Regions from separate parts of the Mus musculus genome. Here region 1 is linked to region 2. Evidence: chromatin loops called from intact Hi-C (ENCODE). Cell type or tissue: left cerebral cortex. All regions are shown on one strand. Region 1 overlaps Npas3 (neuronal PAS domain protein 3). Region 2 overlaps Npas3 (neuronal PAS domain protein 3).

What was found. A loop is a pair of places that touch in the nucleus more often than their neighbours do. Peaks named below come from ENCODE experiments on the same cell type or tissue, not always from the same donor. Only the 100,000 strongest peaks of a DNase experiment are listed, where the experiment ranks them.
Region 1: a loop joins it to region 2, with 3 times the contacts of the local background. A loop is called at or near these places in 2 of 42 quality-filtered maps.

Annotation. Positions count from the first base shown.
Region 1 is chr12:53,978,786-53,983,785 of GRCm38, reverse strand. All of the region lies in intron 6 of Npas3 (neuronal PAS domain protein 3), which reads right to left. Among named protein-coding and RNA genes, the nearest start is that of Gm35614, 150 kb to the right of the region's middle. In left cerebral cortex, no CTCF peak of the experiment used is centred here; a DNase peak (open chromatin) is centred at 2,042; H3K27ac peaks cover 1,088 bases.
Region 2 is chr12:53,746,522-53,751,521 of GRCm38, reverse strand. The region is part of intron 4 of Npas3 (neuronal PAS domain protein 3); the gene reads right to left. Among named protein-coding and RNA genes, the nearest start is that of Gm35614, 83 kb to the left of the region's middle. In left cerebral cortex, a CTCF peak has its summit at 4,688; DNase peaks (open chromatin) are centred at 1,956 and 4,641; H3K27ac peaks cover 845 bases.

The sequences.
Region 1 (5,000 bases), 230 kb before region 2:
AAACAAGTCCTGTCAATCGCAGGCTCTTATAAAGACCCAGACATTGGCATGGTCTCCAAAGCCAGTGATTCTAATGAGCAGGAGAAACAGAATCAATGAAATTACTAATCATGATTCAGGATACGTTTAGAACCATCTCTTTCGCACTTAAAACCAGAAATAGAAAGTCATTTATAGAAACAGAAAGGTACTGTTGATTGCTTTCCCTTTATTTCTACATTCTTTTCCCTTAACAAAACAAACAAAAACTTCTCTCCGATTTCTCCCCACTAACCAATATTTATCTCCCTACACAGCTTCCTCTTCTAGTTCTATTCTTCAGGAAAACAAGGATTGCCCCTAAAATGGTCAAAGCCATCCTAATATGTGGATGAAGCATGCTTGGCTAAAGCCATCTTGAGTCTAGACTAGGCTCACAATTCACTTCACAACAGATCCATTCGGCAAGTCCTGACGGAGTTTCTACGGGTGTAAGTCCCTGTCATAGGTTTGAGGTCACAGAAGAGAAGGGAGGAATGGGGCGGAAAGAAATTCTCCCCATAGTAGAGTCTATATTCTATTAGGAGGATAAATGGGTACATGAGCGCACACACGTGTATGCACACACCTGCACTGGGGGGGGGGTATGGAGATAAACATAACATACAGATATGTTTGAAATGTGTATGAATGCCTGAATGGCTAGAAAGGTCTGTGAAGGTTAACATCTGATTGCAGGTATGAAGTACATAAGGTCACTCTGAATATCGGGTGGAATAGTTCCACCACAGAGGATCAGGCTGTTGAGATGTCCAAAGGCAGAGGTTACATGTACTGAAGGGCTAAGCAGGCCACCACCTCCAGCTGTATCTGAATGTTGCTGTGAGGCTATGTGAGTACTGCTCAGGGCTCAAGGGGAGGACTCATGGGCACAGGAAACAGCAGCAAAATGGTCATCACCAGGCCTTCATGATTCTGTTAGGCCAGCTAGCTTTGGGGTTGCCCACTCTCTAGGAGTCAATTAAAGTTTGAGTAAACTTCCTTGAGAGACAGTTGATGAAGCCTGAGCAAGACTTGTTATGCTTGGATTCTGCTGGTTCAGTTTTCCTGAGCACAAACACCTCCAGGGAGGAAGGAGCAGGGTTGGCTCTGGGAGAGGAAAACACAGTGGTAAAAATAAGGCCAATTCGACATCTTGATGGTATGTAGGGACCCTCGTATACAGAGGAGCAGGATTCCAGTACAGCCAGAACTAATTCACTGGTTTCTCTAACCACATGCTTAGCTTTCAGAACCTCTCCTTAACAAACTCCCGAGTCATGGTGCCTTTCTTCCTTTATGCATAGTGAGCATTGCCCACTGCCTGCTGGTTTTCTTCAGGGTCTTATGTATGTAATAAATCTACCAAAGAGACAGCCTACAGCGGGCCATTATGCAGTCACCCCCCTCTCCCCGCTTTAGTAATGTTGACTCCACTTAGCACTGAGTATAGTGTGCTGTAGGATCTGAGAGCTTGCAGGTGGGAGTTTGGCATCTAGTCCCAGGCCTCGATGATGGAGAAGCAGTGGCGTGGGTAAGGCAGTATCTTTGGCCTTTGTCTAGGAGACTGGGGCAGCTGCTCAGAATGCAAAGCTAGCTTCCTAGAGACAGTTGCTTTTGTCCTTGTGAAATACTTGGCTTTTCTTTATGAGCCCTGGCTGGACTTCTTATTGCTTTGGTGGCATCAGGGATGACTCAGAGACCAGGAAGCAAGTGTTGTGACTGTCACTGTCTCAGGGCAGTTCCATTCAGGCCTGTTGTCCTTTTAGTTGTTCAGCGGAGACATGTTTAGTTTGGTTTTACCTGTGCCAGCTCAGTCTGGGATGGGGTACAGAGACAGACTCTCAAAGGAGGACACTCTGGCTATAAACCTGCCAGGTCCTTCCCAGCTCTACCCCTTCCCTGATTGGTGTTTTCACATCTCCCAAGGATGGGAATTTTCAGAACAAAGCCCAGTACTTGGAGTGGTTATTTGCATGTCAATTTCCGGAATGCTTCTCCAACTTTCCCTTGTGCCATAGTGATGCTTTTGTATCTCTTCTGCTGGGGATAAATGGAGAGGAAGGGCTCGAAGTGGGTCAGCGCAGTGTCCTGGCACTTCCTTTGGCTGAGTCTTTGCCCAATGGGGTGGAAGCCAGACTTCCTTCTCCCTGGCCCTTCAGCTCCCCTATGCAGCCTTGCAGATCTGGGAGGTCTGCGTTCTTTATTGCAGCTTTGGGGTGAGCAGGCACCTGACCATGGGAATATTCTTTCCTCCGGTCACAGGCGTCTGTGAGGGACCCTAGTGGGGTCTAATGATGGTGCTTGCTGTGTTCTCACCATCTTTCCCTTTAACCCATTTCTTGCCTGTCCATATTCCTGGCTGGAAATAGTGTATATGTGTGTGTGGGGGGGGAAGGGCAGCGGGAGAGCAAATGGCAGGAGCAAGCTAGGGTTTCTTTTCCTGTGAGACAGTATCCAGGTCCTGCCTTACGGTCAATCAACTGTAAGTATCCTGTAGCACTGTCATAAAATGTGAGAATTAAAACATCTTTTTTCTATCAAAAGAGTCTTTGAAGTTATAGTCTTGGATGAATCTCGCAGAAGGGCATACAGGAAACAGTGTTCTACACACAGACTTTTTTTTTGTCTAGTTCCCTATCATGTGGGAAGTTCCTCCACACTAGTGTCTAAAAAGCAATTTTCTGGTCACTTTTCAAAAGGTCCCAACTGTGGCCTATGGGGATACTTGGGACCCCTGGGACCAAGACCATGGCTTGCCGTCTAGCAGGCTACCATGAAGAGGGTGTGGCACTTCTGAGCATGGACAGAATTCAAATAGTTCCCGCCGTCACCTGACATTCTGTTCTATTAAAATGATATTTTAAAAATTATATTAATTTTACCTTGGCAAATGTTTACTATGTAGATATAAGGTAATCAGAATGTTTATTATATAGTACACACATGTATTACATATTACAGCAGTAAAGCAACATCTAGTAAATTAAAAAGCAGGCGGAGGCCTCCGTTGTGAAGGTGAGTTTAAGCTACATGTCCTCCTCCAGCGGAACTGTGAGAGCTGTTGTTCTAGAAAGCCCACGTCTGCGCTTAGAGCTGGATTGTAATGCAAGACATTGGAATGTGCTATAGCATTGGGGAAAATCTACTCATATGATGAGCTAGATTTTATAGTTCTTAGGTAGTTTTGATTATAAAAATGTATCCCATTTTCTAGCATACTATCATGACTCTAAGGTATTTTCAAGTTTTTTTTTTTTGTTTTTTTTGTTTTTGTTTTTGTTTTTTTTTTTAAGACAGGGTTTCTCTGTATAGCCCTGGCTGTCCTGGAACTCACTTTGTAGACCAGGCTGGCCTTGAACTCAGAAATCTGCCTGCCTCTGCCTCCCAGGTGCTGGGATTAAAGGCATGCGCCGCCACTGCCTGGCTCCAAGTGTTTTTTAAATTAATTTTACTTTATGTGTATGAGTATTTTGTTTGCCCGTATGTCAGTGTCTGATGCCTGCAAAGGCCATAAGAGGAACTGGGTCCCCTGGAAATGGAGTTACAGACAGTTGTGACCTACCAGACGAGTGCTTGGAATTGAACCTAGGTCCTCTGGAAGAGCAGCCAGTGCTCTTAACTGCTGAGCCATCTCTTCAGACCACCCGCCCCCCTTTTAAATCAGTGCATTTAAGAAACCAGAAGTAAATGAAAACTAATACAGGAATTAGTTCCCGACTTTCTGAGGAAAACTCCAGGGGGAGGAGTGTGTACCCAGGGCCAGTTCTTCTTATAGGATGGACTCATTTTGCTTTTGTTGTGGGGGCCATGTGGCTTCAGTGTGTCTCCTTGTTGGCTTTCTACATGCCAGAGAGAGGTTAGAGGCAGGACCCCTGAGAAGGAGAACACCATCTTGGCTGGATACTGGAGATTTGACTGTTATTGATGATATTTCAACACCCACACTTTCCTTGGGTGCTAGAAATCTAGCAATTAGGAAGCTGTGTGGTCCTCCAACTCAGGACCACCTGGGATCTCAAACCAAACAGTGCCTCCTCAAGTCCTGTCTCCTCATTCACATGCTTCCTGGGATACAAATCATTTGCCCTCCCCCATGGCTTGAATCTAGACCTGAAATCCAGGAACTACAGATATCTCTGTATTCTGATTTATTTTTCAATTAGAGATTGGAATTGGTGCTCACTTGCAAATTCTGCCTTTGCCACCCAAGTCTGAAAGTTGTTAAATCAAATCTCATTGTGTTAATATCTTCCTATCTCATTAGCAGAGATTAAATTTGCTAATGTAATATGAAAATCACTAACATACTATGAGTGCAAACAGAAATCAAAATCTCTACAGACTTCCTAAAGGGAATGTTGAATGTGTAAACACGTCTCTCTAGTGGGTTGCTCTTGCTAACATGTGTGTGAGTGTTAAAGCCTGCATTTCCATTTGCCTTAAATGCTCCAGGCTGGGGTGAAAGGTGCAGGTGCTGGGTGGGAGACTGAGGGCAGAGGCAGGGCTGCAGAAATCACAGGCCATATTAATTACACTATCCCACATGTAGGGAAGAGCAGGGATATTTTCTTTATCCTTTCATTTGGTTAAGCGGAAGGAGAACACAGTTTATAGTTAGAACACTGAGTTGGCATTCCAGCCCTGCTGCTCACGGGCGAGTTTCTTTCACTATAAAATGGTAATTCAGGGTATGAACATTGTAGTTTTGTAAGAATCTTTTATTGTGGTTGTATTGAATTATATTCCTACCAGTGACACATAAGGACTCTCCTTTCTCACACACCCTCACAGGCATTTGTTGCTTGTTGGTTTTTTTTTAAATATTTATTTTTAGTTATGTGTATATGTGTGTGTGTATATTTGTGCATGTACACACGTGAGCATGTGTGTGTCTGCTCAAGGGCATGAGTGTGCGTGGGTATGTGTGTTGTCTCTCTGTGTGTGTATCTCTGTGTATGTGTGTGTGTGTGAGAGAGAGA
Region 2 (5,000 bases):
AAGTTGAGAACAAGAACATATTGGTGAATACCATATACCTGAGTGACAGAATATGAGGAAATCAAGCTGGTACTGGCCTGGAAGCTTCATCCCTACTGGTTAGACTTCACAGTACACACTAATGTAGGGGAAAAGCACCCATCAGTCTTATCCAGCTGGGAACCCTGTGGGCTACAGTAACAACAGGCTTGGCAAGGCACGGCCACTGGTTCAACAGTGGCATGACTCTCATGGGAATAGCCAATGACTCTCTGACTAGCTTTAAGCCCTACTCCAGAAGATAAACCCATACCTGGTACAATTCCTGGGTCAAGAACCTGTGGGTTGCTATGTCATAAACCTTGGGCAGAACTTACTACTGCTGTTCTGCTAAATGAACACAGTACTAAACAGACTCATTATTATGCTGGCATATTAATTGTCTCTTGAGCCACATTGGAGAAGTATGTTTTGAGTAGATGGTGATCAACACATAGACCCACAACCGGTCAAGGTACACAACTGGTCAACAGAACCATTATATTGCCTCCTCATAAAACTTAAGTATCCTTGAGGAGGGGGGGACTGAAAGAGTTTATGAGCCAGAAGTGGTAGGTAGCTACAAGACACAGCAGGGCAGCTATACACGGGCACTCAAAGCTGCTGTGATAGCCTGTGCAGGACCTGTGCAGGCTCAAGACAATCCAAAGCCCAGTATGCAGAGGGGAATTGGGCATGAAGTTCCACCCCTAGCTGGGAAACACTTGGTAAAGGATAACTCTTGGGAGACAGACAGTTCTCTTTAAGAGTGTTGCCCCTGGTAAGTTGACCATGTTCCAGTGGATGGCCATGCTCCCACACATACATGGGCAGCACAAAATGGATTTGCTGTGGATAAAAATAAAGAACACAGAGCCAGATGGGTAGGGAAGGACAGACAGAACTGTGAAAAGTTGGGGGAAGGGCTAAATATGATCAAACCACATTGTGCAAAATTCTCAAAAAAAAAAAAACCCAAAAACAAACAAACAAAAAACAAAAAAACCCACCAAAAAAAAAACCCAATCAAATAAAATCAAATGAAAGGCCATGAGGTTTGTGCTCCCACAGCAGCCCAACCTCAGCACAGAACGCAGAGCATGGAGAAAAGAAAAGAAGGCTAAGAAGAGGTTTCCATCTGCCAGAACTCCATTGCCAAACATCTGGCTATTCCTCTCCCACTCCATGAGACTGCACAGACATTCAAGACCATTAACAGTCGTCCCTGGTTTCCCCCAAAGCATCCCAGGAAATGCAAAATTCATCAGACCTTGTACTGATCCTGCAAAAGAGTGAACCCAGCACAATAGGTTTCCAGGTATGAGATAAATCAAATTTTACTTCATCTGTCTCTAGGGGAGGGAGACTGGCAGAGTTCTAATCATATACATATTTAAATTTGTAATCAGACTCCTTGGGAGGACAGGCTGGTGTGTTTACTGTGAGCCTGCAGTCAGGGCTTCTGGGGACTGAGGATGCTTGGTTGTAAATCCTGTCATTTTGGTGACTTAATATTTTATATTATCATGGTATTAGCATAATTGTGACCTCTGCATTGTAGCATTTTATGTGTTTCCAGTGTAACTTTTGATACTTTACTAAAGTCAACAAAAATTCCTATTATTCCCTCTTTTAGAACACATTTGGCATGAAGTATTAAGGTTGATTTAATGTTATTAGTGCTTAAAGTGGTGTGAAATCCATGAATATACACATCCATCTCCCAGTTCACCAGCACGCCGCCATAAAACGCAAGGAGATGGGCGATAAACATTTCCTCTCCTTTTTTTCTCTTTCCCTAATTTTTCCTGCTGGAGGCTCTGCCTCTACCCAGAGGGCATGTGAGTGTTGCCAGTTCTCCCACACAGATCAATCACCTGGGCTTCCACATGCCCAAATAATAACACAACAGGAGAGCTTGGCTCAGCTGCCAGCCTCATTAAAACTATTCTCAAAGTAACAGCAAGGTTTGGGGAGCACTCTACTTGGACCAGACTCTGCATATTTTCCAAGATAATGACCAGGGAAGAAGCATTAGAGGACATAGTCCCTTTTATTTGTGATTTTGGCAAGTCACAAAAAATAGTGAGGCAAAGCTAACTGTTTCAAAGGCTGTCCAATGGCAAAGTCTTGTTTAAAACTCTTAGGGAAAAATTATTACTATGGTAAAACTACTGAGGCTTGAAGGGCTACAAGGGGGAAGTAAAGTCAGAGAGACTAAGGCACTTCGGTTTGCTGGCTTCAGGATGCAAAGTTCTTAATCAAAACAACTAGGGAAAATGGACCCTAGTGTTGGCATCCCTCGAGGGTCCTCCAGTGTTTCGCAAGCTAGTCATTAATGTGTCGCTGGGTGATACAGAATTACACAGCCTCTCTTCAGAGCTCTGGACGAACAGAGAGAAAAGTTAACTGGAAACACAGGGGTCCTGAGCTAGTGGTTTTATGATCTCTGGATTATGACTTCTTCTGGGTCATTGTCAGAGACAGTCTGGTAAGATGTTCCTTTAACCACAGCAATCGAGCGTGCCCGTTATTTAGAGGAAACAGTGTGGAGATGCACTGGAACAAGCAATGTCTCCCACCCACCACCAGATCACCTAAAAGACCAGACACATTGGCTAGGACCTTGGAAAACAAGCTGGCATTGTTAAATTCGTACATTAAACTCATAGGCAAGCAAAGGTGTCTCATTGAATTCATGCCCAGGATATTTTTATGTGGTGTTGATACCTTTCTTCAATTTCTGGGAGTCACAGAATATGGTTCATGTGAAGAAGAATCATTTAAGTCAGGACTTCTGTTTTTTAGAAAGAGACATTCCCAAATAGACTACATTTGAAAGTATTTCCCGCCAGGCAAGTGACAAAATGACTAAAGCGATACTCAGAAATGTAGATCAGGCAAACTTTTCTATTAACTATGACACAGTGGCCAAACCTCAGCACAGAAGCCCCACAGGCAAGGGTGTGGAGACAGCAAGCAAAATGCTCAACCAGAGTCCTTAAAACAGGAACGTGGGAGCTAAGATGAAAGGATGGACTATACAGAGACTACCCCACCCCGGGATCCATCCCATAATCAGCCACCAAACCCAGACACTATTGCACAATGCCAGAAAGATTTTGCTGAAGGGACCCTGTTATAGGTGTCTCGTATGAGGCTATGCCAGTGGCTGGCAAATACAGAAGTAGATGCTCACAGTCATCTATAAGATGGAACACAGGGCCCCCAATGGAGAAGCTAGAGAAAGTACCCAAGCTGCTGAAGGGTTCTGCAACCCTATAGGTGGAACAACAATCTGAACTAACCAGTACCCCCAGAGCTCGTGTCTCTAGCTGCATATGTAGTAGAAGATGGCCTAGTCGGCCATCACTGGGAAGAGAGGCCCCTTGGTATTGCAAACTTTATATGCCCCAGTACAGGGGAATGCCAGGGCCAAGAAATGGGAGTGGGTGGGTAGGGGAGCAGGGAGGAGGGAGGGTATAGGGAACTTTCGGGATAGCATTTGAAATGTATATAAAGAAAGTATCTAATAAAAAAATTTTGTATAGCAAAAAAATATGTTCAAAGTCAAAAGACAGAAGAAGGGCAGCTATGACATGGCCAGCAATCTCCCTAACACAGGAGTCTCAAAGCTGAGACAAGGTGGTTTTAAAACAAAATAGAAAATGGATGAGAAAGAGAAAGTAAAAGCTCACTTTTCAAATCACTGTCTATATATTTGAAATGTCAATTTCCATTGTGTGTTGGTGGGGATCACTCTTTGATGTTTTGGACTGCATATACATGTCATGCTTTTCAATAAAAAGTTCCTTCCTAATTAGGAAAAAAAAAACAGGAACGTGGATTATTTGTGTAGGTGCTGCATTTTAAGTTGATAGAGTAGAAACCACAACTGCTCCATGCAGATATGGATGAAGAATATCCCTAGAAACTTAAATTGGGGAATACTAAGTTGCCAGTGGAAAAGGTATCGCTTTTCTCCTCCCCCTGACCCTTAAGTGCCATTAAAGTGTGATCAAGGTTGTGCTGGAATCCTGACATCCAGAACTGCAGGATTAATATTTATTTGCTTCTACTTCTTATTCTAATGATAACTCTCTACTTAATTGGCCTAGTTAATTTATGAAATCAAATCTAGATCAGTGAAATTGACAAGTAGTCATCGCTGAAAGAATATTACAGTTTAAAAGCACCGAGGATAACAGTATAAATGATATATGTTATGCTATTAAGTGAGAAACCATAGAGTGAATTACAATGAGCAGAAAAGGAATGCATTTTATTGTTTTCGAAACCACGTTTTTATGTGATGTACAAACTTTCTGTCGAATGGCCAATCTTGACAAGCTGATTTCTTTTTCTGAAAGCCCATATCTATATTGGGATAGAAATCAATAGTGTGATAGAAAGGAGGGAAAGAGTACCTGGGACACTGGCTCAGAAGTATCGTCATTACGCCTTCATGTCAGTCTGAGTGGAGTCTTGGCTGTGCCTCTAGAAGCCTTTAGTGCTTCACTAAAACCACCTAGCCTCACAAATGGCAGCCGAGGCTGTCTCCACAGCTCCAAATGACGGAGGTGACGGTGCTGGGAAGCCACCTAGGCAGGGAAGGCATCTGGGCAGCTGTCACAATTTATTTCCCTCTGGTCCATGCCCCCTCTGGTGGCTGAATGCCAGGGTAAAGTGTCACAGTGTGGAATTGCTTCCCTCTGGGGGAAGAGATGCATGCATCATTTTCTTTTCCTCTCCGGGGGCCACCTGAATCTCCTCAGGCAGATCACTTTATCTATGGCTCCCACCTTCCTAACAGAACAGGGGACACATTCTTCCCTCCAAGAGAGATTTCTCAAGTGAATACACAGTGGCAGTCAGAAGAGGACTAGAGGAGTGTAATGACGTTGCAAATTGTTTTGAACTAAAGTCACCCTAAAGGAAATTACCCATCATTGGCCCTTAGTTCTCCCTAGGCCTGATGACAC